Regions from separate parts of the Homo sapiens genome. Here region 2 is linked to region 1. A link is a loop called in an ENCODE intact Hi-C map of the cell type or tissue named here. Cell type or tissue: HepG2. All regions are shown on one strand. Each heading gives the region's core, and the rest is flanking DNA. Links, peaks and the distances in the headings are about the cores only.

Region 1 (15,895 bases), core at 4,506-9,505:
TTCTAGATTTGACTTAGTTGTGTTATTCAATAATAATCAATGGAAAGGTCTTCCTGCTTTCCTTATGCTGTCCCTCCTTTCCTCTGTCATGCATGGGACACCCACCCCGGGCAGGCACTGTGCTGTGTGCTAGGAAAATGAAGAAGGGAAGAGTGACCTGAGAAAGCAGGCTCACTGACCCCCTAGCACTTCATGGTAATGAGCTGATCATCGGCATACCTTCATTTCTTGTAGAGGCAGTGGTTCTCAACTTTTTGTTTTTGGGACCCCTTTACATTTTCAAAAATTATTGAAGACAGCAAAGAGCTTTTTTTTGTGTGTGTGTATTATGGTAAGCTGAGCATTTTTTTTTTTACCATATTAGAAAGTGGAATTAAGACATTTAAAAACATTTATTCATTTAACATAATAAACTTATTACATGTTGATATAAATAACATTTTTATTTAAAAAACCCTAAATTTTTAAGGGCAAAATGGTCTAATAAGAAGAGCAGTATGATTTTACATTTTTTCAAGTCTCTTTAACAGCTGGAAGATGGCTAGATTCTCCTATCTGACTCTGTACTCAATCTGTTGCACTACCACACATCACAAAACTTCTGGAAAACTCCACTGCACACTTACAGAGTAAGGGTGGAAAGGGTAGATGACATCTTAGTATGATTATAAAAATCATTTGACCTTATGGGGACCCTGAAAGGGTCTGGGGACTCCCAGGGGTCCCTGGCCTGACCACACTTTGAGAACCACGGGCGTTGGCCTTTCTGAAGGTTTGATGTAGTGCCTCAGTTCTAGAAGCCACTCAGTGCTTGATTCTAGAAGCAACATCTAGTGCTATGGTGAGGCCTGGGCCTGAAGTCTGGCTGTGATCTTGGAGCATTAACCTAGAAATTGGGGACTGAAGGAAACTGAGGTGGGCTGCAGGCATTGGACTTTCCTTTTAGTGTTTCTTTGTGTGTTTTGAGGGACTTTTTAGTGCTCTTTTTTTCTGACTATAGGAAGTAGGATATGGGTGGTGTATTATCTGAAGCTATCATTTCCTGAGCACTTCCTCCCGGATAGGCATGTTGCTTGTGCTCTCTCTGGCTAAAATTAGTTTGTTCTTTGGAATTTGCTGTCTCTTAACGTAACAAAGGGTTTGGAGTAAAAATAATAAAGTATTAGTGGAAATTTAAAGGTGCTAGCGAGCCCTTTTATTGTTCTGGTAACATTGATCTTACTTTAATCTGTGGTGCCCCTCCATGCTTGTATATTGGGAACAAGGGGTTTCATGTCCTTAGACTGGGGGCAAATTCTCAGACACATTTCTGGCAGAACTCAGGTGGAGAGGGAAACATCTTTAGCTCCATCTAAAGTGTAAAATGGAGTATAGATGTGTACTGCCTGATGAAAATCTGTTTTTCACAACTGAGACACAGCCTTTGAGGGTCCCCCCACATGTGATTTGTTTACCATTTCCGTGCCCTCCTCTGGCACCATCCTAGTCGCTAGTGAACAGATACCATCTGACACATAGATTTGTGTCGTTTTATAATTGCAGTGTTGGCAACCATGTAATTGTCCCCTAAGAGAAGACTAGTTAAGTATGTTGTCTATATAAATGGAATACAATAGGGCTGAAACAAACAAAAATGTGTTTTCTTGTACCATTGGGGAAAAATTTCCAAGAAGTAGTGTTAAATCAAAAATGAAGGCACAGAGCAAGTTTTGTAGAGTGCCAGTCTTTGTGGTGGGGGCAGGAGTATACCTTTGCTTGTATTCGTGTAGTAACCTTTGAAGACTATAAAACCGTCTATTAAGAATGGAAACTCATAGGCCATGGTGGGAATAACGTGACTGTGAGAGAGGAAAGGGAAGGAACTGCTCATATATACACCTTCTTAAACTTTTTGATATCATGTAGATGCATTACCCATTCAAACATTAAATCTGCTTAAAAATAATAGAAAAGCAAAATAAAATCCAGATGGCAAGCAGCTCAAATCCTTTTAACTAAAACCCCTTCATTTTTCTAGACAGGGAATAGCCCCACTGTGAACCGGGGGCAGTCCTGCCCCTGGGGTTAATGACTTTTCAGTTTTAACAAATGTCACCCTTAATGACCATGTAACCATGATAAATGCAGAAAGGCACCAACCCAAGTCCTCACTAGTTGGCTCAGCAAAGCAAACCTCTATTGATCCATGGTTCATCTCTTTAGCTTGGTTTTTAGCAGGGAGGCATAGAGACCAAGTGTTCAGAAACTTGTTGGACAGAGGGTGGAATTTTAGAATTTTAATAGTTGTCTTTGGACAGGTTTCATGTGCTGTGAACATGCCCCGAGAGAGTGCCTGAGTGTGCAAATCCATTAGGTTGGAGCCCGAGTCACCCCTAAAGGAGCTCCTACAAGAAGGAGGTGCTGTTTAGCTTCTGAGGGGTAGCATGGTTGGCTTACATCTCTGGGGAAGCTCTCAAGCAACAAAGGGTGAGGAATGGACAGTAGCGGCTTTTTAAATGCAGGTGAGGAATGTATATGGGCTTTGTAGATATCTCAAGCATGAGAGTCTTGAAAGAAAAGGGTTGAGTACTGACAGAAAAGCATCACTTTCAAAATGTTTCAGAAGCACATGTTTCTCATTCTATTACATAGACGTGTGTCAAAGTTTCAGTTTAGTTGACGAGACAAAAGTTGGAAATGTTACTTCATGCATTTTCCTTTCCTCAAATATGGCAGCCCTCTTTATCCATGGAGATCTGTTCCAAGACTCCCGGGGGCTGCCTGAGACCTCGGAGAGTACTGGACCCTACACATTGTATGTTTTTTTCCTATATGCACATACCTATGATAAAGTTTCATTTGTAAATTAGGCACAGTAAGAGATCGATAACAATAATAAATAATGAAATAGAAAAATTATAACAATATACTGTACTGAAGATTATGTAAATATGATTTCTATGTACTGTACTAAAGGTTATGTAAATATGATCTCTCTCTCCCTCTGTCTCTCTCAAAATATCTTAATATTTTTGGACAACAGTTGATGGCGGGTAACTGAAACCTCAGAAAGTGAAACTGAGGCTAAGACGGGATGATTGTGTTAACAATGCTGTTAATAATTTTAAGACATCGGTGGAGGTAGGCAAAGTTTATATAGGACATTTCTGTATTATTTTTGCAACTCTTCAGTAAATTTGAAATTATTTCAAAATGCCAACTTGAAAAAAATTACCTAAAAGAACAATAATAACGACACAGGAGGCTTTTATTTACAAAGCTGGGTTCTTAAGAGAGAAAAGCTTCCTTTTAGCGTTGGGAGCCAGCCTTCTAGGCTGGGCATGGCAGGCACTTCTCTAGAAGAACGTGAAGCCCAGGGGCTTTGGCTACCACAGCCCAGCCAAGACAGAAGTTCTGCAGAGAAGGACGTGTCATTTGCACCTTTCAGAGGAGTCGGGATGTTGTCAGAGACAGGCCCCAGGGCCAGGCCTCCTGTTCAGACATCACAGATTCTCCATAAAGCAGAGAGGATGCAGGAAATGACGTAGGAATCATTTCCCAGTGAGTCAACCTGTAGGCTGAAAGTGGGGCAGCTAGAGAGGAGACCAGGGTACAGATGAGTGTCCTCAAGAGGCCCCTCCAGGCCCCTGGCTGAGGTTGAGACCCTGGAACGTGGACAGGACTGAGGGACCCAGGTAGGAGGGCCTGACCCTTGCCCACCTAGAACCAGGAGGGGGCGCCATCTTGAGAACCCCTGCACCAGAAGGAGAGGCCCTGGGTTGGCCTGGGAATAGCGGCCTGGGGCAGGCAGAGGACTCCGAGGCGGCCTGACTTGCTGGATAAATGGATGTTAGCCTTTCCGGTCACCATTCGATGTTGGCACTGGCTCTCCTTGCTTTGCTGGGGATCTTTTCTTCCCAGCATATGTACTCCATGCTCCCTAAAGCATTTCATGTTCCTTAGTGAACTGGAGCCAAGGGAGGTCCCAGTGAGCTCGTTCAACCTCTGATCTGTAGGTGACAACTCACTGCCCAAATGCCCTCCTAGTGTTCTTTGTGCAGATCTTAGAGGGAAGCTGTCCCCTGCTTCTGGCCCCCTGCCCCATAGGAGTGAGCAGGCTGGGAGGACACCATCCAGTGACAAAGGGCTGAGATCCGTGTCTTGGGGCTTTCTTTGCTCTTTTTGGCTCCCAGAGGCTAGGTTAGCTCTGAAGTAAGGGCACCTCTTATGGTGACTTGGGGTTACTCATGGATGGCTTTATCCTTCTTTGAGGTGTGTGGTTGTGAAAGGACCCTGAGTGGCTGGTAAGATCAGTTTCTCTTCTTTGCCTGTGCTGGGTGGGGCACAGTGCACCACACTAGATCCCACGCAATGGGGAGCCTGGGAGGGGGCGTGACGAGGGACGCTTTCCACCAGCAGCTCTCTGCAGTGTTTCTTTTCTTTTCTTTTTTTGAGATGGAGTCTTGCTCTGTCACCCAGGCTGGAGTGCAGTGGCATGATCTCAGCTCACTGCAACCTCTGCTTCCTGGGTTTAGTGACAAGTACTCTTCCATCTTGCTGTAGAAGAGCTGATTGATTCTACCAGCCACACAGGGAATGTGCAGGGAAGTATAGTAGATACAATCACTATTGCGATGCTTGTCACTAAACTCAATAGAACAAAAACTAGAAAGCATTAGTTTTCAAAGCTGGCTGTCAGTTTGATGAAGTTAAATGAAGGTGGCTGAGGAGGAAGATGGAGAGTTCATGTAGATTCTGAAAGGGTTTTCTGGTCCTTTCCAATTCCTTAGGAGTTTGTTTATTATTCCATTATTGATTGAACAGATATTGATTCAGCCCTGTGAACTGCCAGGCTCATCAAGACAAAGAAGTTTCTCTCATAGCCCTTTGGTCCCAGTGTGGGGAGACGGCTGATAAAAATAAGCACAGTTGGGCAGAAATGACAGCACGTGCCAGCAGTGGTAACTGCACGAGGACAAAGAAGTGGCAGAGACTGGCAGGAAGACATGGGGCTATGGGGATCGAGGGGTGGGACAGGCTTCGATGTTCAATAGGACAGTGGACTTGGGTCCTAGGGCTGCCCTGATAAAGCACCATAAACTGTGTGACTTAAAACAACAGAAATTTATCCTGTCACACTTCTGGAGGCCGGAAATCGAAAATCGAGTTGCTGGCAGGGCTGCATTCCCTCTGCAGGCTCTAGGGAAGATCCTTCCCTACCTCCTCCACCTTCTAGTGGTTCCAGGCTTCCCTGGCTTGTGGCCCCATTACCCCAGTCTCTGTCCCCATCTTCACATGGCCTTGTCTCTGTATCTCTGTGTGTATTATCCTCTTTTTATAAGAACACCGATCATTGGATTTAGGCTCACCCTAAAACTAGGATATCTCATTGCAAAATCTTTAACTTAATTACATCTGCAAAGACCCTATTTCCAAATAAAGTCACAATGACAGGCTCCCCATGGACATGAATGTTGGGGAGGATGTGATTCAACCCACTGCAGGTGGTCAGGGTAGGCCCCGGAGGGAAAAGAAGGTGGGATATGAGCTTAGAGGAGGTGCTGGGAAGCCAAACAGCTCCCTGCAATAGGTGGGTTCCAGGGCAAAGGAGCAGCTGGGACAAAGCCCCTGAGCTGGGGCAATGAGGCCACTACGGTGGGGACAGGAGGCATGGATGGAAGAGGGAAGATGTGGGCGAGGCATCACACAGGGTTGTGGAGACCACGATGAGGCCCCTGCAGTTAGCGCTGAGTGATATGGGGGCCACACAGGAGGCTGAGTAGAAGACAGATGCCACTTGACCTTAGGAGACTGCCAGGAAGTTGGTTCAGGAATCCAGGAGCGAGCAGAGCGGGAGGATAATAAGTGGTTGGCTCCTGGGTTTACTTTGAAGGAAGGGCCAGCAGGACTTCCTGACCAATTGGAAGAGGGGAAGGAGGGAGTGAGAGCAAGAGGAGAATGGACAGGGACTCCAGGGCTCTTGGCTGGAGCAGCCAAAAGGATGGCGTCACTGGGGATGGGGAGGTCTTTGCAGGCAGCAAGTTGTGTATGAAGAGCAGGAGTTTAGTCTTGGGCGAAGGGAGTGTGAGATGCTGAGGCTGAGGTGTGGAGTTGGCTGTTGGACATGTAAGTTGGGAACTTGGGAGAGAGGTCTGGGCTGGAGGCACAAATTGGTGGGAGGATGACTTTTTTCATGATTGGCTTTTCCTAGATGTTGGGGTTTTTGGCTTACAGATGGGAAAGAGAGTGGGGAAAGGAGACAGAAAAAGAAAAAAGATAGTGAAGAAGGTAAGGAGTTAGACAATTTCATACTGGGGCCCCCACTGGGTGTTATTGGTGGAGGCAAAGTGGAGATGAGAAAGAAGGAGCCCTGGAATCAGACTGACCTGAGCCTTTGTTTTCACTGCTGCGAAATGGGGATACTAATCATCATGATGATGATGATGACGATGACCCAACCATCAAAACAAGACAATAACAGCTGCCAACCTTTGTGACACTCAGGATGCGCCCCACTCTGAGCACTTCATGGATGTACCCTCATTTAACCCTGACAATAGCTGTGGGGCAGGTTGGCAATTCTGTCTGTTTGGGAGCTGTGTAGTCTGAAGCACAGAGAGGTTGAATCTCCTACCTGAGGTCACACAGCTGGTGGGAGATGGTGCTGATTTACTCAGGCCTGAGCTCATTGCCCTGGGCTCCACCTATGATACTTCTCTACTGTGTGCTTGGCACATCTTTAAATACTCAAAAGGTACCTGTAGGTAAAATCGGGGCTTACAACTTGGGAGTACTGAGAATTACAAATAAAGGAGTCTTTCACATTCTGTCATGAGACCTGGGTCAGCCAGGTCACAGGGGCCGCCCCCCGGCTTTCCCCATCTCCCCCGGAGTTCCAGGTTGTATGTGAAGCTGGGAGCGATGAGGGTGAATTTCCGGTCGGGAGATTATAAAGAGGCCTCTCTTCTGCTGTCCTAAATGCTCCAGCGGACCAGCCTGGGGGCACTTCTCTTCATATCCTGTTACCTTGAAGAATAATCCCCTTTATTCTTGTTTTCGTGACTTGCCCATCTCTCTCTGGGTTTCAATCTTTTTTTTTTTTTTTTTTTTTTGTGGAGAATGGTATCATCTAATATTTATTAAGTAATTAAGTGTTCAATAAAGCTAGGGCATTTCCTCCAAGCAGGCTGGCTGGAAGGCAGGTTTGGGGGCTCACTTTCCCTTAGGTCTGTGTCCCTGGGGGTCCCAGGGCTGTGCACTGCCTGATCGGGAGGCAGCAGCCCTGGCTGTCACACCTGGCTATGGGCAGAAGGCCCGGAGGCGGGGACAGGAGAGGGTGCAGACGTGAGGTGTGGCAGGCACCGTCAACGCTGGACAGACAGCAGACTCGACCTTTGTGTGTGTGTGAAGATTTCCCAACCAGGAAACAGCTTTGAAGAGCCACGTCGCACACATGATCACACACCGCCCTGTGAGTGACCCATTTTGGAAATGAAGCTGATCAAACACTGGGAGCAGACAACTGTGACCCCAAGTCAACCCCGAGAATGTCGCATGGGGCTGGAGAGGGACGCGCCTCCCATGCTGGGACGCACCAGACATTGACCAGCTATTTCCAACCTACAGGCCTGCAAAGGTGTTAAAACTGATGTAAAAATATTCACGTCTCTATTCCTAACATGCAGACAAGGCATGAAGGGGCCCCGTTCCCAGGCGTCTCCCCAAGGCCCTCTACACGAACAGCGCTGCTCCCTCCGCTCCACTTCTCTTTCAAAAACAAAGCGAGCTGCCAAACCAAACAGCAGCCACAAACCCCACACTTTCTTCTTCTGAGTAGAAAATCATAAAGTCACTGTGGAGCAAATGAAAGTTCAGAAAAGTATCAAGGAGAAAAGAACCGCCTTCAGCTGTTCTGCCACTGGGAACCTTTTAGCTGACTGCCTGCTCGATACTTTTTCTAATATGTTCTCATGATTACATTAGATGTTGAAAAAAGTGATTGCAACTAAAATTATTTTCATGGAAACAGTTTCAATGGACCCCGTTCATCATATGAGATCATATCATAATTGATTGAGCCAATTTGCTACTGTTGGATATTTAGATTGTGTCCATTTTTTTGCACAATTATGCTGCAGTGAACATTGTAAATAAATCTCGGCGCATATCTCAGATCTGTTGGTGTGGATAGTGATTCTCCAACATCTTGCCAAAGTGTATCCCCCAAAGAGAAGCTTTGAGGTTTTCACCTTTTTCTTAGAATTTCAGGAGAATGTTGCTTTCTTCTTGAAAGTGATCTGATTTGTTTTAATGTTAAAATAATGTCTTCAATTACTAATCCGTGAAATGAGTCATTAATTTAGCCCTACCTGCAAAGGCTTTCAGTACAATGGATGTCCAGGGAGATGAGCCCTGGGGACCCTGAGGCCTCAGATCTCATCTGCTACTTCTCATGTTATGCCTCGGGGGTGCCTGGGTGAGAAACAGGTCTTCGTAGAGGGTTGCAGAAATGGAATTGCTGGGTTAACAGTGGGAAATTTTTAAAAGATTCTTGGTACATATGGTTCTTCTATGTAACAAAATTAATTCCACAAGTATAAAAGTTATTACTTATAAGTAAAAGTGTCATCTTCTATACTCTTGCATTATAAAAACAGTTACAAAAAAGATAAATACTGATCTATTTTTAGAGTTAAGACATTTCTAGATATAGAAGCAAAAAGAACAGCATAAAAAAAGAATTTGACTACATATCTAAAGATGATGTTAAAATGAAAAGGTAAATAATAAACCAGAAATTTCAATTTGCTATATATGCTATATATTTGTATCACGTGTATATAAATGTGTGTGTAAGCATCAGTGTCTTAATAAGGAACACTTTCAACAAATTAACAAACTGCAAACATCCAGTGGAAAAATGGGCAATGAACACAATTACAGATAACTATAAGAATGAATAGAAATGATTAATATATACATGTGAAAAACAGTCAACCTCACTAACAATCAAAGAAGCGTTAATTAATACAAAATGCCACTGTCACCTAATATAATTGGTCAGCTTTAAAGACGATCATGAGGGTCAGCAAGGGCACAGGGAAGCATCACGCTCCCTTGCTGCCTGAGCGAATGAATTCCTTCTTGTGTCCTGCCCCAGCCCAGGGACTACCTAGCCACACACCTTGGCTTCCATTCTACCCTGAGCCCCCCTCATGCCAAGGTAGAAAAGCTTTTCCTTTATTTAAACCCCATAACATTGTGTCTATGAGTCTCTTGTAGTAGGTGGTACAAATGATCTTACTTGATAATATCAATACTCAAAATAAATATGGTTTTCTAATAATTTATTTATTATTTTATTTTATGTTATTTTTGAGACGGAGTCTCGCTCTGTCGCCCAGGCTGGAGTGCAATGGCGCTGTCTTGGCTCACTGCAACCTCTGCCTCCCGAGTTCAAGTGATTCTCCTGCCTCAGCCTCCCAAGTAGCTGGAACTACAGGCACCCACCCCCATGCCTGGCTAATGTTTGTATTTTTAGTAGAGACGGGGTTTCACCATGTTGGCCAGGCTGGTCTTGAACTCCTGACCTCAGGTGATCCACCCTCCTCAGCCTCCCAAAGTGTTGGGATTACAGGTGTGAGCCACTGCACCCGGCCTGGTTTTCTAATAATTTAGACATAAACGATGCTATGTCACTGGATCTATTCAGCACTGTGTACCAGGAACTGTCCTGGTTACTGAGATACTGCAGTGGACAAAACCAGACCTGGTCCCTGCTCTCGCGGAGCTGACCTGCTGTGCAGGAGACAGACTCTAAACAACCACATACATTAGTGAACAAGTGTATGAGTTCAGGAGGGGTGTTGCCAAGAGAAAAGGAAGGAGGCCAGACAGCAGAGCAGTGGGCCAGGGGAGGGAGGCATTTTAGCCCAGCGTGTGAGAGAAGGTGGCTTCTGAGATGAGGCCTGATGGAGTGAGGAAGCAGTGGGAAGACCCAGGGAAGATGTTTCTAGCAAACGGAATGGCTTACGCCAAGACCCCAAGTCAGCAGTGTATTTGGGCAGTTCAAGGTTCAGCAAGGAAGCCAGCATGGCTGAAGAGCATGGGGACAGAACAGTGGAGGTAGGAGGTGCCGGGGAAGTGGCCAGGCATGAGAGCACACTGGGAGAATCGCGTAGGTCATGGTGAGGCTTTAGGGTGAGGTGGGGGAGCCTCTGGTCTGGTCGGTTTTATGCTAGGTGTTGTCATGCTCTGGCTTACTTTAAAAAAAAATTGGCGCTCATGCTTGCAATCCAACTTTGGATTGGATTGCAATCTCACTTTGGGAGGCTGAGGTGGGAGGATTGTTTGAGGACAGGAGTTTGAGAGCAGCCTGGGCAACATAGAGAGACCCCGTCTCGACAAAGAATAAAATAATGAGCCAGGCATGATGGCGTACGCGTGTAGTCCCAGCTACTCAGGGGGCTGAGGTGGGAGAATCGCTTGAGCACCGGAGGTTGATGCTGCCGTGAGCTGTGATCACGCCACTGCACTCCAGCCTGGGCAGCAAAGTAAGACTCTGTCTCAAAAAAGTAATAAAAGTTGGTATAAAAGGCACATAAGATAAAATTCACCATTTTAGTGATTTTAAAGTGTTTAATTCAGTAGATTCACAACGTTGTGCAGCCATCACCACTTTCTAATTCCAGAACTTCATCACCCCCAAAACAGGCTCACTTTCATCACCCCAAAAAGAGACTCTTAGTCTATGCACAGTCACGCCACGTCCTCCCTCCCCCCAGCCCCTGACAACCACTTTCTGTGTCTGTGGATTCGCCTATTCTGGGTATTTCATATCTATGGAATCCTACAAGCCTTTTGTGATGGTTTCTTTCCCTCAGCAGAATGTTTTCAGTTCATCCACGTCGGAGTGTGGGCCAGCACTTCATCCCTTGCCATGGCTGAGGAATAGTCCATCACGTGGACAGACAACAATTTATTTCTCCATGCATCAGGTGACAGACATTTGGGTGGTTCCCACCTGACTCACTTCATGAAAGAATATCTCTGGGCCCCATGTGGAGGCTCAAAAGAGCAGAGCTGGGAGACCAGGGAGGATGTAGCTGCAGGAATCCCAGGAATGCAGGTGAGGGCTGGAGGCGGTTGCCCTGCAGGTGAGTGATGGGAGAGGCCAGAGGGGCCAGCGAGGTGTGGGTCTGGAGCCAGCAGATCATGTTTTCTGTCTGTCCTTCCTCCACGACGATGTACTCTTTAGGAGCCGAGTGACGATGACCTGTGGATGAGCAGCCTGGGATGCCCCTGTCCCCAGCCTCTTCAACCTGACACAAGTTTGCATTCTATGCTCTCTTTCTTTGGAACAAGGATTGACTCCTAAGTGGCATCTGGAGAAGGCCGAGCTTCCTGCAGGGACCTGAAGAGGGTATTAATAGCAACTTTCCTCTGTGGGGTGTGGGACCAGCAGGTCAGGACAATGGACCCCAGCCAGGAACCGATCCAGAAGTGACCACTGGCTGCCACTGAGTGGAGCCCACCAGGCCCGCTCTCCTCTCAGCCACAGTGGGGATTGCTTTCTGCATCCTGCTGAGAAAAAAACTGCATAGAACAATTTCTGAAATTAAGGGCCATCCACTGGGTTATTTTAAACCAAAGAGCTGAAGCCTCCTTCAGTAGACACAGGAAAATTGATTAAAGTCCGTGCTTCAAGGGCCCTGAAAGCACTTTATGTCAATGTCCTTCCTGCGATAGTGCTTCTGTGTTTTAATAGTAAAGCCTGCATGAGTTTACTAAGAAGGAAAACCTTATGTGTTTTGCAGGTAAAATGTCTGTCACCCAGGCATTGAACTCAGCAGTATGGTTTGGCAATTACTGTCCTCAAGGCTCCTTTCTTTCATTATCTTTATCTCCTTTAAAAAAATTTTTTTAAAGATTTTTTTCTTATTTCAAATGGTGCACAATCTTATACAAGATTTTAAAAATTACAAAATTAACTAGCAAAAAGTTAAAATCCTCCCTAATGCAGACGGCAAGGGGCTATGGCTTCCTTCCTGTGCGACCAACATTCTTTTTGGTATGTTATGCTTTTATCAGCTGCTTTGGAATCTGAGGCTGATTGGTTCCATCTGCATTTCTGTTTGACTTTCAGCTCTGAGCTCACCCTAATCATAGCTCACTATCGAGAAAAAGCACAGAGACTGCTACAGAAGCTGCAGGCTTCTACTTGATAATACAACCTAGTAACATACTGAGCTGGTCTGGAACCACTCACACAGACCCCTCCAATCACTGAGAGCCCAGGGCTGATGGAGCAAATAGAAGATACCACAACGCAAGGAGGGCTCCTAAAAGAAGTCTTAGACAAGGAGTCTGCATCTGCCAAACTCCATTTTTCTGGAATCCCAGCTGAATGCTGGGATTCATTAATGCTTCCACGTTGCATTCTAACACCCAGAGCTGCCCCAGTTCTAATCTGTGATTCACAGTTAGCCTGGTCATCATGCGTATGGATGGCCTTGCCCATAGGCACATCCATTCTCTCTTCCAGGCTGGCAGGTTTTCTCTAGGTTTGCTCACTTTTTTTGTACTTATTTCTGCATTTGCCTCCTGAAGGTTTTTAGAAACAGAAACGGAGTCATCAGATTGCTCACAGTGGCCAAATCTTGCCCTAAAGTCAAAGCTCTGAAGCACTGCACTAAAGAGCTCTTGGAACACCCGTGGATTCCCAAGGAAAGGAATGGATAAAGTTGTGAGCAACAGAGGTGGTGGCCGTGGGGGCGGGTGCCCAGGGGAGAAGGCAGCCATTTCCTTTGTCTTTCCTCTATTCTTCCTGGATGCAATTTTCCACCCAGGTTTTCTCTGTTGGGTGAAATCTCTGCCCAAGGAGGGGGCTGCAGCTCTCCCTGACCCAGGGCAGGCGGCTCACTTTTCCTCTGCCAACAGGGCCTGACAGCAAAGGCTGCTCAGACAGCCAGGGAGGGCATCTTTGCAGGGTTCTGAGATGGAGGCTGTATTTCTCAGAGCAAATCCCCTTGCTCTGTTTCTTTCAGAAGCCATGATGACCTTGTTGAATCCAGCCATTCTGCAAGTGCCTGTTTTGACTTTAGGGATGGAAGTCCTTCCAGGCATGCCAAGAGGGAAGGAAACATGGCAGGTGCACTGGCTTTGAAGTTGCCGTGGTGGTTGCAATCCTGCATCTGTCTGTTCCTGATGGGGTGACCTCAGGCAAGTTGCTTGGCCTCCCTGAATCCCAGTTTTCTAGTGTGCAAGATGGGGACCATATTGCCTTGGGGATGACTTCAAGGACTGAGAGAGGTATTTTTTTTTCTTTGAGACAAAGGCCTTGCTCTGTCACCCAAACCGGACAGCAGTGGTGCAATCACAGCTCACTGCAGCCTCAACCTCCTGGGCTCAAGGGATCCTCTCACTGCAGCCTCCTGAGTAGCTGGGACTGCAGGCATGAGCACCATGCCTGGCTAATTTTTCAATTTTTTGTAGAGATGGAGTCTCACTGTATTACCCAGTCTAGAGGGAGATAAATTCTAAGCTTAGTACAGCACCTGGCTTATATGAAGAACTCAGTAATCAGTGATATTTACTTCATGTATTTATAGTTCCTAACATGGGTGTTTAGTCAGCCTCCCTTTTGCCACATCTTCCAACTGTTCAGATATCCTACTTGTCTGCCTCCTCCTCCATGAACCCTCCCTAGGTTCCCCCAATCCTCAATGATTTCCATCTCCTCTGTTGTCAGTTTGCCCCATTCCTGCCACTAGGACTCTCTGAGTGTTTCTTGTGCATTAATGTTGTTTCATTAAGAGTGGGGAGGTGGCCTCAGAAGTGGTTCAGTGGTAGTTTAAGATGCTAGGTAAGAGCACAGATTCTGCAGCCACACTGCCTGGGTTCAAATCCTGACTGGGCCACTTAACACCAATACGATTTAGTTTCCTTATCTGTAAAATGGGTTCAATAACAGTTCCTGTCTCATAGAGCTGTGAAAAAGGATTAAGTGAGATCCATTTAGATCCATGCCTGAGCTTACATGTGCTGTGTAAGTGTTAGCTATTATTATGCCCACCTGTGTAATTTTGGTAAGTTGGCGTATCTTTGTGAACCTCAGTTTTCTCATCTGCAAACCAGTAGTAATAAAATGTAATCCTCTGGGCTGTGGAATTAGATGAAGTGCTGAACATGTGGGCACAGTGCTGGGTGCATGGTAAGCACTCAGTGTTGGTAGTGGTTGTTTTTGTCAGTTCCTGGGGACAGGAGCTCTGTCTTGGTCAAGCTGGGAATACATTTTCCAGAGTCTCCTTTTTTGGGGAGTTCTGATAGAACTTGGCCCATTTAACAAACAAAATAACAGAACTTCTATTTAAAGTTGAATGCAGATCAATCATAGCAAATTTTCAGTGTAACCATATCCCATGTATTGCATGGGAAATACTTATGCCTAAAAAATTATCCACTGTTGATCTGCAATTCAAATTTAGTGGGGCATCCTGTATTTTACATAACAACCCCTCAAGAGGAACTAGTGTGAGTCTCAGAAAATCAATGGATGGAGGCAGAGGTGCTGATGGATCCCAGTGTGTCTTCTCTCTCCTCTGCTCTGGCCCTGCTGTGGCTCCCCTGGGGTCCTGGCTCCAAAGGTGGACATGCTGGGCTTGTTGAATCCTGGCATGCTCTGTGCAAATCCCTCAACAATTGTCCAGAGTCTGCCCCCTCTCAGCAACCCCACAGCTATTGCCCTGGCCCCTTCCTCACTCTGGGTACCATACCCCAGCTGTTCTCTACACAGCATCCAGAGATATCCCTTTAAAGGTGACACTGCTGGTTGGTTTCGGTTGCTCACACATGTAATCCCAGCCCTTTGGGAAGCCAAGGCTGGAGGATCACCTGAAGTCAGGAGTTTGAAACCAGCCTGGCCAACATAGTGAAACCCCGTCTCTAAAAATACAAAAATAAGCTGGGCGTGGTGGCATGTAGCTGTGGTCCTAGCTACTTGGGAGTCTGACGCAGGGGAATCACTTGAACCCAGGAGTCAGAGGTTGCAGTGAGCTGAGATCATGCCACTGCACTCCAGCCTGGGTGACAGAGCAAGACTCTATTTAAAAAAAAAAAAAAGTGACACTGCCTTCTCAAAGCCCTGCAGCGGCCCCCTTCTCACGAAGAATAAAATCTGGAGTCTGGACCTTTGCTTCCAGGCCCTGACTGTTCTGGCCCCAGCCTCCCTCTGGCCTCTTTCCTCCTGTCTCTTGCTCACTTGCTCTGCCCCAGACACACCTGCTTCTTGATGTTCCTGGAAGCACCTGCTGGTCCTTTTTGGATGAGACATTCTGTCCCCTGAGTACAGGAATGCTTGCTCCCCCCACACTTCACAGCATCTTTGTGCAAACGTCCCGCCCCCGAGAACTCGACCCTGGGCTGGGCTCCCCTCTCACCTTGTCTTTTCCTCTGGGCGATCATCACCTCTTGACACTCCCAGCACTCTTCTGTTTGTTGACTGTCCCCTTCACAGTCCCAGGAGCCCATGAGGGCAGGGACTCCGAGATGTCCTCTGCTGCATCCTGGCCACAGCTACACGCCTCCCTGGATGGACGCCCCGTAGGCCAGTGTGGAACGAATGGGTCACGTAGTGGTGATGAGATGGGGAGGCTTTGCAGGTTCCCACGCTGTAGAACTTGGCAAATGAGTGAAATTGTGCCAGGAAACAATTCTTGGAGTTCTTGTATCAGCTCAAAGCCTTAAGGTTGAGCCTGTGGCAGGTAATGTTGAACCAAGCTTCTGGAAGTTTCTGCCAGTGACACCCATGTCCAGTGGTTGGACTCATTTTGACTTTGTGCTCTTTGTATCGCTGATTCTTCCTTCTTTTCCTCTTCCTGTTGTCAGTAGTATTGATTGGTAACTGGGCTCACTTAAG
Region 2 (15,895 bases), core at 3,689-8,688, 450 kb after region 1:
CTTAGGAAAGGTTCTCACCTCTATCTGCCTCTCTATACTATATCTGCCTCCTACAAGTATCAAAGTGATGCTGAAAGAATAAATTTTATCTAAAAAATGATAACTTGTAATAAAGTCTCTTATATGTAATCTCTCTTTAATATGACTTGCCATTTTTGTTCTATTATAGATTATTTTGTACTTGGGAGTTTTGCTTTATCTAAAATATTGAGATGCTAATATGATATTAGCTAATTGCCAATTGGGTATTTTATATATAACCTCAGAAGTAATTATGTATTTTTTTTCTGTCCAGTATTGTTCATTTGCAAATATAAAACAGATCTCATTGCAAAGATGGTTGTCTATGCATTTGCTTCTTTAAGATTTGACCTTGTAATTATATCGAGACAAAATTCATTTTGAAGGTCAAATTTGCCTCTAAAACAGACTTCAAGATTGTGTTCTCAAAGATATATTGTGTTTGATGAACTTTCTTAGAAATACATAATGCTTGTTTAATCTGTGGCTTGCTTTTCAGTTGTCTGCTCTTGTAAAATGACTAAATATTTGTTTTTCCAGTTGAGCTTAAGGAAAAAATCCCTGGTAAATGTGTTTTCTTGAACAGAAGGCTCAGTGTAAAGCAGGAGAGAAGTCATATTTATAGTTGCTTTTACTTTCTTGATGTCATCCGCCTTTCAAATGCTGTCTGTTTTCCTTCAGATCTCTCGTTTTTACAGGGGGGCCCCAGGCAGACCCTGGTTCCCACACTGAGGGACATGGCGCTGTTTTGCTGCTGTGTGTTTTGTTCTGGTGGAAGCTGGCAGCCACCTCAACTCTGAGATCAGCTCAAATGCTTTACATGCAAAACGGCAAGGCTGAGAAAGAACTGAAAGTTTCCTTGGGTCCAAGAACGTCTTGGGCTTTACAAACTGGTGCCCACAGGCACATTAATACCTGTGTTTATTTTTCTATCTCCTGACACACACATAAAAAATGGGAAGACGCACTGGGGAGAAAGGTTGATTGAATGTCATGAATGAAAGAAAGGTTGACCCTCCAAAGCAACATGAAATGAAACCAAACCACAATAACAACCAAATGAAATAAGACTGACAAGAAGTATGCGGTCATGGCCAATACATGGCTCAGACATGATTCATGGAGACCCTTGAAATTTTCTTCCAGCAAAACTGCACTTTAAAGGTTTAAATGTTCAACATTTCTCTGTGACTTAGAGTAAAAGGGGACCCTTTAGGGAATTGTATAAGAGTCTAAGGATTGCCTTACTGAGTTCTAAAGTATAGCAGAGTTAGTGGTGCAGCAGTTTACATAGGAAAAGCACACACACACACACACACACACACACACACACACAGTGAAGGGAGATGACAATAAGCAGCCCACATTTTGGGCTATTAACCAGGTTTAGAAAGCAAAATTGCTCAAGTGGGAGTAACTGAAGAGCACTCAAGCCTGCCACTTTTCCAGATTTGGAACTCCGCCTCCCTGGTTTCTCCTCTCATCACAGGGTCTCAGCGCCTAGGAGAGCAGCTGGCTATGCTGGCTTCACAGCTTTCCTCTGAACACTCTTTTCTTATCAACAGTTCCAGGCTTCTTGGTCTCTCTTTGGCTTCTGGAGCCCATGTGTGCTAGAGCTGGCTCCTCCCAACTCGCTAGAGCCGGCAATGATGCGTTAGAGCACATCTTTTCCCAACTCTGCATTCAGGGACTCCCCTGGGTTCCTTGCAGTTGCCCATGATGGAAATATTGACTCCATAGAAATGACCAAGTGCTTCAAATCAGGAGTTTTCCTGTGAGAGCCTGTTGTTAGCCATCTGGCAGCACACCCCTTCTGAGACAGTGGGGTCCCACCTTCCTGCCAGAACTGACCCCACCATTGTGCTGTGAAACATGGCATTTCCTCTACCTCTTCCCCAGACAGTAACGTCCTTAAGTGCCCTGGCTCTAGAATCTCTATCTCCTCTACTCCACTGGCTCCCTTTATCCTGTCTATAAACATACCTGCTTTTCTCATCCTTCAAACAGACTGAGCAAATAAGATAAACCTTCTTTTCATTGGTTTGTAAATGCCTTGAGGGCAGGGCTGAGTCTTGTGCACTAGTGCATCCCTAGCTACTAGTAATTTCTGAAGTACAGTAAGTGCCCAGCAAATGTTGGGTGGGTGAAGCCAGTTAGTGCTTTTCATTTTTGTTTTCATTGTTTTTTTGGTTTTGTTTGTTTGTTGGTTGGTTTGTTTTGAGGAGTCTCACTCTGTCCCCCAGGCTGGAGTGCAGTGGTGCAATCTCAGCTTGCTGCAACCTCTGCCTCCTGGATTCAAGTGATTCTCTTGCCTCAGCCTTCTGAGTAGCTGGGATTGCAGGTGTCCACCACCATGCCCGGCTAATTTTTGTATTTTTAGTAGAGATAAGGTTTCACCATGTTGGCCAGGCTGGTCTTGAACTCCTGACTTAAAGTGCTGGGATTACATGCATGAGCCACTGCACCCTGTGGCATTAGTGCTTTTCTTTGAACTGCCACTCCCTCCCTAACTTTGTTGCTCAACTTCTTCTATGAGTAGCCTACATTGCCCTTTGCATATCCTCCCTGTTTTTAACTACTGAGCCATTTGGCTTAATGCTGTCAGGCTCCTACAACATTTTTAGAGGACAGCAAGAGGTTTTAAGTTGCCAAATCCAGGACCTGTTCTCAATGCGTATGGTTGGTTGAATGACTTTCTCCTGGACATGAATCTCTCTGCAGTTGCGACACTGAACTTTCCATCTTACTGAATGTCCTTCCTTGGCTTCCATGACTTAGATCTTTCCTAGTTTCCTCCTTATGCTCTGACTGCTCCTCCTTGTGTTCTTGGCTGTTTTCCTTTTCCTTCTCAGTCTGAAAATATTTCAGACACTGCCTTCAATCCTCTTCTGCCTCCCTAACTCCCACTTAGACTCTTTTGCCCCTTTCACCCCTGGACTTTCCAATAAAGAAAAAAGAGGAAGGATTGCAGAATTTCTGTTTTTAAAAAGCTCTCCAGCTGATTGTCATGCTCAACCAAGCTACACTCTGGCATTAAGGATCAAGCAAGGCAATGGGGGAGTTGGCATTTGTGATTTTTTTCTTTACAACTCTGTCTCTCTCACTAGGCTCTGAACTCATTGGCAAAGCCCAACCCTAGTTAGTGTTTAGCTCAGTGCTTGGCACATGGAGGGAACTCAGTGCGTATGGATGGATGGATAGATGGATGGATGAATACATGGATGGATGGGTGGATGGATGGATGAATACATGGATGATGGATGGATGAATACATGGATGGATAGATGAATGAATACATGAATACATGGATGGATGGATGGATGGATGGATGGATGGATGAACAATTGTATGAATGAATGGATTTGAAGGGCAGGTTGAATTTAGATCATGGAAGAAGACAACATTATCAGTGAAATCATCCCTTAATTATAGAGACAAATCATTCAACATTTCTGAGTTCATACTCTGTGCCTTGTGGGACATACAGGTGAAAGACTCTTTCCCTGCAGCGTGCTTCCTTGGAGAACACTTCCCTTCTTTCCTCTCCTCATCTATTTCCTCCACCTTTCCTGCTCTCCTCCCCATTCCCACTTACTGAAATGCTAAGTGCCCATCAACTGCTCTGTTGCTGCATCTTTGGTACCTCTCTTGTGACCCTCACCACATTATGCCTCCACTCAGTAATTTAATTTAAAGTATAACCTCTCATCATAGCCTTTGTTTATTGAGGGGAGGTTCCATGCCACCTCCAGTACCTGGACACTCAACATGTGGATAGACTGAGATAGGCCACTTATCATGGTAATAGTTATTTACTAATTCTTAGATACGGTGTTGTAAGTATGGAGATCTATGAGCTGAGCTAATTTCCAGCAGATCATTTTATTTTAAAATTAGAACTGAAGAGCATACTCAGCGTGTCTGCGTGACTATGGATACAGATGGTAAAAGAGCTGAAAGCGACTTTTTTGAACATGGCTACTAGAGTGTATGGGATACTTTTGCTGCCAGTAATAACAATAACAACAAAAATGACCCCAATTCAAAATGGTTTAGTTAACAAGGAAAATGCATTTGATGTGCCTAGCTGCCCTGCCATGAGATGCCTTCAGAGTTGGTTTATACTCTTCCCTACCATAGGTAGAAACACAAGGACTTCCCTCCTTTCCCCCAGATATCCACAGCACATTGGTTTTATCCTCAGGTGACCTCTTCTCATGGTCCTGGGATGGCTCTCACAGTTCCAAGTGCCACACAGACAGGACTACTACTCTATGGCCTTTCTTCATCAGCCAACACTTTTCCTAGAAGTCCTCTAGCTCGCTTCCCCGAGTGTTAGACTGACCAGAATTATATCATGTGCCCTTCCCTAAACCAATCCGTGGTGAGAAGAGATGGTGCCCAGTGATAGGATTTACACTGGTGTTGGGGCTGGTCATCCTCCGTGGGTCATGTGGGGGCAGGCAGAACACCCAAGCAAAATTATGTTTCCTTCCATAAGGGAGGAAGGGCAGCCAGTTACGTCTGCTGCCATTGCCACCTGTGTGTGGCTATACATGGAAAAAGCAGGCTGCTCTGTGGCTGTGTTCACCATAACTGTGGGGATGGACGGCTGCTGCTGCTCTGTCCTTGGCATTGCTGGTGGGAGTGGAGCCTTCTCCCCAGGCTGCTGTCACGCACGTGGGGTCCAGGCTACTTCTTGGAGTGAGGGTAGCTTTTCTGGAGTTTTCTTTCTTCACAGTAGCCAGTTCCACCTATGGAATATTCACTGCTGCTTACACGTGGTGGCCAGGGAGATCTGTGCGTAGAGAATGGTTCTCTTGTCTAGTGTTTTGGGGAACAAGGTGGTCATTCATTCCTGAATTTAACAATGCCTTTGCTGGGCATGGTAGCTCACCCCTCTAATCCAAGCACTTTGGGAGGCTGAGAGAGGAGGATTGCTTGAGGCCAGGAGTTCGAGATTGGCCTGGACAAAATAGTGAGATCTCATGTCTCCAAAATTTTTTTTTTAAAAATTAGCCAGGCATGGTGGTGCATGACTCTTTTTCCTATAGTCTGAGCTAGTTGGGTGGCTGAGGTGGGAGGATCACTTGAGCCAGGGAGGGTCCAGGCTGCAGTGAGCTATTGACACCACTGCACACCAGCCTGGATGACAGAGAGAATCCTGTATCAAAACAAAGACAAAAACAGAAAGCAGTGCTTTGCATCTGTCCATCTGGACCATCAGCAACCCCTTCTCATTGAACTTGCACCACCTCTCTGGAGTCAGAGCCTCTTACTCACAGTTTTCAGATGAGCAAACTGAGGCTGAGGGAGGTTTTGTTGGCTGCTAGTGGGTCAGCATAAACTTGGGGCCCCAAGCTCAAGGTTCTTTCTGCCTCACCATGGCTGCTTTGACACCTTAAGCTTACCCTTCAGGTACTCAGATGTGTTCAGCTTTGGCCATTTCCAGTCCAGATTTCCTGATGATCTGGTGCCTTCTTCTACCTCCCCATACAGAACACAGAACCTGACTGAATACTGAATCCCAGGGGTCATGTGGTTTGTCCCACTGGCCAGGGGCAGGGCTTGGAGGGTGGTGGTGGTGGTGGGGGGTGTCTCTTCAGGTCATGTGACTCCTTGACCTTGGCTTTCTGCCGTTGCTGGACCAGGGGTGATTGAGCTGGGGTGAGCAGTTTGCACTCTTACCAATGTTCTCAAACGACTGTATTTTTGAGTTCTTGAGTCTGGTTTACATAATTTTCTGACTTTTTTGCTTTGATGAGGCCAGCTCACGCGGCTGGTAGTGTGCCTTTCTCTGGCAAAGCTTCTCTTCGTGGACTTCGTGACATCTTTTTGGATCCTTTGTGGCTTCTCAGCTGTGTTACACATAATTTACGTTGTCAGGTAAATGCTCTCAGGATAAATGAAATATTAATAACGCCATAATGCTAATTTAAAAATACCCATTGCACATATTTAAGAGAATCCTCTCTGGGCTTGACTCTGGGCTTTAAATCAGGCCCAACAATGTCTCAACCATAAATCAAATTATCCTTTCAGCCTAGTAGAGGTTTTGGCATAAAAACCTACTATAGAATAGCATAGTATAGGAAATCTTAGTTCACGCTTTTAAAACTTTTATTCCCTTTGCAGAAATTGGAAACCAAATACTCCTTTAACCACTTATCCATGCAAAACAGTTAACCAAGCAATAGTCAATATTGGCTTTTGGATTTGGGGAACATGTTTATTAACTCAAGATTTGCACAGCTTTGGCCGGGCGCCGTGGCTCACGCCTGTAATCCCAGCACTTTGGCCGAGGCGGGTGGATCACGAGGTCAGGAGATTGAGACCGTCCTGGCTAACACGATGAAACCCCGTCTCTACTAAAATACAAAAATTAGCCGGGTGTGGTGGCGGGCGCCTGTAATCCCAGCTACTCGGGAGGCTGAGGCAGGAGAATGGTGTGAACCTGGGAGGCGGAGGTTGCAGTGAGCCAAGATCGTGCCACTGCACTCCAGCCTGGGCGACAGAGCGAGACTCCGTCTCAAAAAAAAAAAAAAAAGATTTGCACAGCTTTGCAAAGCATGATCTACTGCACCGTCCCCCTCCCCCATCCCCTTGAACATCAGGCTGCCGAGCAGGGAAGGCCAGCTCCTTGGGCCCATGTATGACTGGATGGGAAAAGAATACATTACAGTGAAATAAATGCTTTAAAAGCATGTTTAGGATTATAAAATGATTATTCCTTAGTTTTCTCCCCTGATTATAAAGATGAATATTTTTGGTTTAGAAAATTTGGAAAATACACAAAACTATAAAGAAGGAAATAGGAGTTCAACTTTTCAGATGCTATGTATAAGTGAGAGGATGCAGTATGTGTCTTTCTGTGCCTGGCTTATTTCATTTAGCATAAAGTTCTCCAGGTTTGTTCATGTTGTCACAAATGACAGGATTTCTCTTCTAAATGCTGAATAGTGTTCCATTGTGTATGTGCACCACTTTTCTTTATGGGCGTTTATGTTGATGGACACTTAGGTTGATGCCATACCTTGTCTGTTGTGAATAATGCTGTAATGAATTTGGGAGGGCTGGTACCTCTTTGACATACCGATTTCATTTTCCATTTTCTTTGGATCTATCTCCAGAGTGGGATTGCCAGCAATCATGTAGTATTTTGATTTGTAATACATACCAAATTGAGTTGTAGTACATTTGTAAAACATATAGTATTTTGTTTTGTAATTGATCTTTGTGTTTTTGAGGAACCTCCATCCTGTTTTCCATAATGACTGTACTGATCTACGTTCCCACCAACGGTGGGCAAGAGTTCCCTTTTTCCACATCCCCACCAACACTTGTCTTTTTGATAATGGCCATTCTAACAGGTGTGAGATGACACTCATCATGATTTCGATTTGCATTTCCTTGATGATTAGTGATGTTGAGCGTAGGGGAACTGGGGAGATGTTGGTCAAAGGACACAAAATTTCAGTTAGACAGGAGGAGTAATTTCAAGAGATCTGTGACTTGAACTTGAATAGACCTATGATCTATTGACTGTAGTTAATAACAATGCATTATATTCTTGAAAATCACTAAGAGTAGATTTCAAGTGTTCGCACCACAAAAAAATAAGTATGTGAGGTAATGCAGATGTTAATTAGCTTACTTTAGCCATTCCAACATGTATATATATATATATATATATATATATATATATATATATATATATATATATATATATATTTCAAAACATAATGTTGTACACGGTAAATATATATTACTTTTATTAGTTGGTTTAAAAAATAAATAATTTTAAAAATATTTTAAAAAGAGGAAAATAAGAACTCCTATTTCACACTGGAAAGCCAAAGACCATGACTGTTAACCATTTTGATAACTTTTCTCAGGTCATCCTCTTTCCTTTCCTGCCTTCCCTCTTTTATTTCATCCACTTATTTTTTTTTCTTTGTGCAATATTGGGATGATATTATGTACGTGGTTTAGTACCCTGATTTTTTTCCCCCAGTAATGTGTTTTATTTTCTGTATCACAACAAATGCTTTTCTGTGACATCTGGGCAATTTGCCTCTATGCATAGGTTTCGAAGACTTCAGGTGGAGTTGGCTGGGGGCTTCCTAAGTAGAGTGGGAATGTCAACTGGCCTGTGGAACCATTTAGAAATAATTCTGCCCATTACAAATATTGATTTGATGCAGTGCTTAAGATGTTTTCTAATTTAAAAATATTTTCAACGGAAACAGATGCCATTTACAATTTCTCATGTTGTAAGGATTCTACTAAATATATTATTTGGGGATTGAATATTTTACTTGGAAAGTTGTGTAAGAAATTCCTGTATCTAAAAAAAAAAAAAAAAAAAAAAAAAAGAAGAGAGAGAGGGACTGGATTTTGGAGCCGTGCTACAGGCATATTGTAAGAAAGATTTTTTTCTTTCTATCTTTTTAGCTAGTTAGTGTTCTAAGATTTTAAAAAATACAGATCCTCCTAGCATTTACAAAGTAAAAGGGTTGTTTCTTTTCTGGGACTATGACAATTGCTTAATTACAGTTCTCGGGATGTTTTCTAAATTCTAAATCCCACTACCCTGTTCTGAGCAGCAGAAAGTGCTAACAGAATGATCTAGGGAAGCCATTATTACCAAAGCTGGGGGCTATAAGGAAAAGAAAACATTTTCAAAATATTTTCTGTGCAAAAGCATCTGTGTGCTTCAGCATGCCAGTTAGGCTTGGCCTTGCTTTCACTCCCGATTTTTGCTTCATAATGCTGGGCTTCCCTCAGAGGAGAGGAATGTTGTCCCCTCTTTTTTTAAGGGGAAGGATTTAAGTTCTTTCCCCTTTTAGGATATTTTAAAATAATGTTTAAGAAATAGGTTTTGTCGGTACATGTACAGTTGATCCCTGGTATTAATATTTGAAAACAAAATAAGGTTTAATATTCTTCAACTTATATTCAGGTTATTCCAGGATCTTTGGAGACCCGAGGAAAGCCGTGTTGACCAAAAGCAAGACAAATGACTCACAGAGAAAAAAGATGGCAGAACCAAGGGCAACTAAAGGTAAAATGAACAGAACCCAAATAATCTTATGCTGCCTAGTCAGGACCCCTTTTAAAAAATGTGGATATGTAAATATTTTGTATCTTTCCTATTTGATTTTCATGGTTCCAAACCTCCACAGACCATTTCTGGATTCTTTGCTGTACTTGGATGAATTATGTTGGTTCTACATGACACCCTTGACTTCCCTGAGATAAGATGCCCCATTGCCCAGCACTGCCTGTTCCTGGCCCTACAGTGTGGAGATTTTAGAATTACTGCCTTCTCAGTTCTATAGTCTTCACAGCCCCTCTTTTCTCCATCACTGTCTACTCTCTTCTCCCTTTTCCAGAGGAACCAGAAGCTAGGTGTCTACAGACTGGTGCTTTTACGATATTTCCATTTTTCTATCATACTACTACATTTGGCTTACAGTCATTTTGTGGTTATTTCACCTGAATGCAATTGAAACCTTCTTTCAAGGGGCACACCCAGGCAGTGAATCTTTGTATTCACAAAACATGCCAAAAAATAAAAATAAAATCCAGTTGAAGAAGGAGAGGGTCAGCTCCCTCTCTCTAAGGCATGCCCATGAGGCCAGCTGGAATGCTAGGGCTCCCCTGGAGAAGCACCGCAGGGATCAAGGTTATGGGGGTGCTCACATGACACTCATGCAGGCCGCAGAATGTATGAGTCCCTCCCTTGCCAGAATGAAGCCAGGGTCGATCAGTGGAAGGAATAGTAGTCCATGGAGCCTGAGACATGCCTTGACCAGGGTCAGAGTTCAGTGAGAAATGGTACAATTAAAATGGATGTGGCTCTTGAGGCCATGCCCTGACTGTGAGGCCTCTAATCTGCATTAGTTAAGTGACTTTCGTAAGTCCCTCCATAGAGGTGATTTCCTTTCCCAGTGCTGTTGTAACAAACTGCCATGAACTGGGTAGCTTAAAACAACAGAAATTCATCATCTCACCGTTCCGGAGGCTGGATGTCCAAGATCAAGGTGTCAGCCCAAGTGGTTCCCTCTGAGGGCTTTGAGGAAAATCTGTTCCAGGCCTCTTTTGTCTTTTCCCTGTGTCTTCACACCATCGTCCTTCTATACAGGTCTGTCTTTAAATCTTGTCCCTTTTTTTGTAAGTGGATCAGTCACATTGGGTTAGGTCACTAATGACCTCACTTTAATTTGATTGCCTCTGTAAAGGCCCTACCTCTCTATCATCACATCCCGAGGGACCGGGGGTTAGTACTCCAGTGCATGAACTGGGGGAGAGAATTGATACAATTCAACCCATAGCTATAAGTATTTTTATTCATTTGGAAAGATGAGCCATTTCCTACTGAAGAAGTCCATTTTCTTATTTTTAGATAAATGTGGGAGATGCATTCAGTTTCTCATGCTGTCTTCTGTCTCCCGCTGGTATTCCCTGCTTAGCTTTGGAGTGCAGGAGCCAGGGCTGGACTGGGTTAAGGTGACTGGGGCACAGGATTTCGGGCGGTGCTCCCCTTTAGGTACTGATCCTGCACTTGCATGAGCCTGAGAGGGAGAGCCTCCTTAAATCATGGGCCCTATGTTTCTCCCTGCCTCCTTCTTCCTGCCCCATAAGGGAGGCCTCTGCCCCAGTCAGGGGCCTGGTGTGCTTGGCAGGAATCAGGCCTGTGCAGTTCTTATGGCAGGGTTTGCTGGTGAAAGACTGATTTGCCTAATATCTGCTCATCCAGGACAAGTGCACCCAGCGACCAATGCTTTCAAGGAATGGATTCATTCCTATGAATACTAAATTGCTTAGAGCCATTTTGCCTACAATGTTTTCACTTAATGACTAGTTATCTTAAAACTAAAAAATACATTTCTAAATTAAGGATGTTTTTAGTCAGTTGACAAAGGGCTCTTATGAAAATTAGCAATTTATTTATTGAGGATTATTTTTCCTAAAAAGTTGCAACATTTTAATTAGCCAGCCATGGTAGCACGTGCCTGTAATCCCAGCTGCTCGGGAGGCTGAGGCAGGAGAATCAGTGGAACCCGGGAGGTGGAGGTTGCAGTGAGCCAAGATTGCGCCACTGCGCTCCAGCCTGGGCGACAGAGCAAGACTCCGTCTCAAAAAAAAAAAAGTTGCAACATTTTATACAGTATCAAAATCGTCCATTTGAAATATTTTTACTTTCTTAATTATAATGATTACCACTTGTTTAGTGTTGATTATGTGCCTAGCCTTGAGAGAGTTTTCTTTCTGAGGCATAATTTAGTTTAATCCTCACAAAAGCCTGATGGTGTAGACAGAGGAGATAATCAAACAATGGTTCAACTTGCATACTGACCAGTTAGAATAGATACAGGCCAACTCTTGCACTGACACCTTTGTGAATTGCTGAACATCGTTTGGAGGTTTTACAAATTTTTTATTCATGTTTCCCAACACCAAATACATCATGTCTTCGCCAGTACCAACCAGTCATTCAACACTGATACCAACTGGGTGTCCAACAGTTCAATTCAGTTCTGACACTGACTACCGGAAGTTAGCACATGGGTTTAAGGGCTGAGCTCCCCAACACCGTCCTCACTTCAGATGCCAGTTACAAGTATTGGGTCCCCAGGTTACCTACACTCTGTCTGACATGGCTACAACATTGGGGGTTCCCACAACCCCCCTTTTAGGTGCAACAACTTGCTAGAACTCAGGAAAACGCTATGCTCTTATGATTACAGTTTATTATTAAGCATATGAATGAACAACCAGATGAAGAGGTGCACAGGGCAAGGTCTGGAAGGATTCCAAGTACAGGAGCCTCTGCCCTTTTTTTTTTTTTTTTTTTTTTGTGAGATGGAGTCTCGCTCTGTTGCCCAGGCTGGAGTGCAGTGGCACGATCTCGGCTCACTGCAACCTCCTCCTCCCGGGTTCACGCCATTCTCCTGCCTCAGCCTCCTGAGCAGCTGGGACTACAGGCGTCCACCACCACGCCCGGCTAATCTTTTGTATTTTCAGTAGAGATGGGGTTTCACCGTGTTAACCAGGATGGTCTCGATCTCCTGACCTCGTGATCCACCCTCCTCGGCCTCCCAAGGTGCTGGGATTACAGGCGTGAGCCACCGCGCCTGGCCGCCTCTGTCCCTTTAGCATTGGGTTGCACCACACTCTTCATACCAATATGCTCACCAGCCCAGAAGCTGTCCTAACCCCGTCAGGGTATTTTATGGAGATTTTGTTACATAGGCAGGATTGATTAAATCACTGGCCACTGGGGATCAACTCAATTTCTAGCTCCTCTCCTCTCCTGAGAGGTTGGGAAATGGGGCTGAAGGTTCTGAGCATCTAATCAAGACTCACTCTTTCTTGCAATTAGCCCCCATCCTGAAGCTATCTAGGGACTCACCAACCTGCTGCCTTCTTAGAACAAAAGATGCTCCCATCACTTGGGAAATTCCCAGAGTTTTAGGAGCTCCATGCCAGAAACGAGAGACAAGGGCAAATGGAGTTCTTATTATACTACAGTAATATTATCCTCATTGTGCAAATGTGTAACTAAGGCTCTTGGAGGATAAAGTGATCATTTATAGGTTTCCAAGGAGTAAGTGGCAGATCTGATTTCCATCCCTCATCTGGCTCTGCACTGTGCTCATATCGAGCACTGCCCCCAGCCCAGCGTCCTGCCTATGCCTTCTAGGCCCCATTCCTGCCCTCCCCAGCTGAACCCATCCCCATTCCAGGACATGCCCCAGGTGCTGGGGCACCCAGAGTGCCTTTCCAAACTTGACTGAGCATCTTTTGGGCTGCACCAGCCTGTTTCCTGGAGTTCATCTTCTTGGGAAGATCTTGTGTGTGTTTCCCTGGGTCTGAAAGATGAGCAGGGAGCATTGCTGAATGGAGTGTGGCCATGTGGATCGGGATGTCCACGTGACTATATGCATCCCCTAACCCGCAGAACACAATTGGGTTTGAGAAGAGAGGAGGGGTAGGGTCGAGGGGTCTCAAACTTCCATCTATTTTCTTGCACCAGCCCTGCAAATATTTAGGCCTTCTCTTAACCATTTTGCAATACTGCCTCCATAATTACAAAATGCTTATTTTCCCTTCTACCTTGGGTACCAGTCCATCTTTTTTATGTGGTTAGAGCTTACGTAATTCAAATCAAGTTTGTTTCTATTTAGTAAGACATTGGCATTTTGAAAACAAAAACAAAGAAGTGACACAAGTAGAATTCTGTTATTGTTAAGGCCTTTTTTGTTTCTTTAAGATACCCAATAATAAAATATAGCTGGGTCATGAAACACAAAATCATATGGAAGTATATACCTTAGCAAATGAGTTTATTGCAAGAAACAAGTATTAAAGAAATGATTTTCAATCAACATAGAGTGAAGTTCTGCAAGGGTTCAAAGGCAGGTAAAATAGAAAATAAAAAGGTTCCTACAGTGACATGAAACTATCACCAACTACTAAAAATTTTTAGTATGGTTTTAGTTTGTTTGGTTACCAACTACTACATATTTGAGAAATGACCATTAGGAACACAAAAGTAAATTAGAAGTACTCTTTAAAAAATCCATAAAATACCTCTGAAATGGTAAAAAAGAACAGGCACTCAAATGGCTGCAAAAAGAGTCAGAGAGGGCCAGGTGTGGTGGCTCACGCCTGTAATCCCAGCACTTTGGGAGGCCAACGTGGGTGGATCACGAGGTCAGGAGATCGAGACCATCTGGCCGACACGGTGAAACCCCGTCTCTACTAAAAATACAAAAAATTAGCCGGGCGTGGTGGCTCACGCCTGTAATCCCAGTGCTTTGGGAGGCCGAGGCGGGTGGATCAAGAGGTCAGGAGATCGATACCATCCTGGCTAACACGGTGAAATCCCGTCTCTACTAAAAATACAAAAAATTAGCCAGGCGTGGTGGTGGGCGGCTGTAGTCCCAGCTACTTGGGAGGCTGAGGCAGGAGAATGGTGTGAACCCGGGAGGCAGAGGTTGCAGTGAGCCGAGATCGTACCACTGCACTCCAGCCTGGGCAACAGAGAGAGACTCCGTCTCAAAAAAAAAAAAAGAGTCAGAGATCCGTGTGGGTTGAGGAGGCAGGGGAGGGTGGTTGAGCTTTTATTCTCCTGGTCTTTAGGTCCGTTGGGTTTTCGCTGAGCTGGTGTGGAGGGTGGCAGTGCCATCACGCTGCGTGCTGAGTGAATCCCTTTGGTGTGTGATCACTCTGGTGGTGGCGGTGTGAGAAGCTCATACGCCCTTGGTCTCTAATGTGGCAGAGCTGGGAGAAACTTAGGTTCCCTGCTTCATGCCTTTCACCCTCTTTCCTCCAGTCCTCATGCTTCTTGTTCATCAAGGCTCCTTGGTGGCACCCTCTTGTCTCTGCATGAATCAGCTCTCTCTTTCCTCTAGGTATATCCACACGCCTCACTGGGCACCTCCACTAACTGCCTGCTCTCAGGACTGACCGCTTCATATCTGTATGAAACAGATCTGTTTCCCATCTCGATCCCTCAAGGATCAGGACTGTGTTGCATCTGGAATCTCTATCTATTCCCTTCCCTGTCATTTTATACTTGATGCAACCTGAGTACTCAAAACTTCCCCATAAGAAACAAGAGACTCAAACAGTTGCTCATTTAGTTTATGTCTTGGTTGGTTACAGACCGAGTGGCTGCTGTAACTTCTATGATGTTGCTGCGGTCTTGGATATCCAAGGATGTTTTGATTTTTGGAATCCAGGGGAGGCTGGCAGGGCATCATGTGAAGTGAGAATTCAGTTGCTCCTGGGAAGGGCTCTGGGAATCCCATGGAGGCTTCTGGTGGAGGTTTCTTGGTTATCCTTCAGTTTCCAAACCCATTTTGAGGGCAGGATTAGGGTTTGAGATCATGTCTCGTAGGTGAGTGGAAATATTATGTCTCTGTGTTGGGATGAAGTGGCTTCCTTTGAAATGCCCTGTTTGAGTCTCCTTTTATCACTGGCTAGAAAAATTTTAACGAAGATCTCGGTAATCTGATTGTACATTGCAAAGTGTATGTCAGTAATCTATTGTCACAAAAATGCTGTGTAACAAATTCCCCAAATTTCAGTGGCTTCAAGCAGTAAGCACTTATTCAGCCATGAGCCTGTGGGTTGGCCATTCTGGTTGGACTTGGCTAGCGGCTGGTCTGGTTGCCTCCCTCCCATGTCTGGGGTTTTGGTTGTCTATGGGATGATCAAACGTAGTCTTGGTGGGGTGATTGGGGTGGGTGACTCTGCCTCAGGTACCTCTCATCCTCCCGCATGCATCTGGCCATGTTCCCATGCTGGTGGAAAGTTACAGAAAAGCAAAGGGGAACATGTCCTGCCTCCTGAGGCTTCAGCTAGGATCTGTCATACTTGTCTTTCTGCTACTGCCTGTTGGCTGAAGCAGATCATATAGGCCGCCCAAAAATAAGGGTTGGGAAGTAATTCTACCTCTTTAATGGGAAGAATCACAAAGTTATGTGGCAAAAAGCATGGGTACAGGAGGAGTTGAGTGTTGGAACCATCTTTGTACTTATCCATAGTGACAGTGAAACAAGCTATTTACCCTCTATCTTCTCCGTGCCTCTAGAGCACTTACAGGGTGTTTCAATGACCTGTGTGTGTAATAAACTACCCCAAATCCTAGCAGCTTAGTACAACAACCCATTTATTATTGGTCATGATTCTGTGGGCTGACTGGACTCAGCTGGAAGCTGCCTCCCTGATGTCGGCAGGGGCCGTGGTCATCTGAGAGTCAGTTCTCTGGACTGTCCAGGACAACTCCCTCCCGGGCCTGGCGTTGGTGCTGGCTGCCCCACTGGGCACTCGGTCCTCTGCCATGTGCTGTGCTGCTGAG

Evidence for each region. Hi-C counts contacts between places; a loop is a spot of excess contacts. Peaks named below come from ENCODE experiments on the same cell type or tissue, not always from the same donor. Only the 100,000 strongest peaks of a DNase experiment are listed, where the experiment ranks them.
Region 2: it touches region 1 in a loop (12-fold over the local background); 1 of 110 quality-filtered maps calls a loop at or near these places.

Annotation. Positions count from the first base shown.
Region 1 is chr21:39,025,830-39,041,724 of GRCh38, reverse strand. It overlaps LINC02943 (long intergenic non-protein coding RNA 2943), which reads left to right. Exons shown (of 7, transcript XR_001755055.2): 4 at 10,866-11,135; 5 at 11,237-11,401; 6 at 12,589-12,724; 7 at 13,026-13,201. Among named protein-coding and RNA genes, the nearest start is that of LINC02940, 15 kb to the right of the region's middle. In HepG2, for the core only: no CTCF peak of the experiment used is centred there; a DNase peak (open chromatin) is centred at 7,414.
Region 2 is chr21:38,578,034-38,593,928 of GRCh38, reverse strand. It overlaps a transcript of ERG not described here. Among named protein-coding and RNA genes, the nearest start is that of ERG, 88 kb to the right of the region's middle. In HepG2, for the core only: no CTCF peak of the experiment used is centred there; no DNase peak of the experiment used is centred there; H3K27me3 peaks cover 347 bases.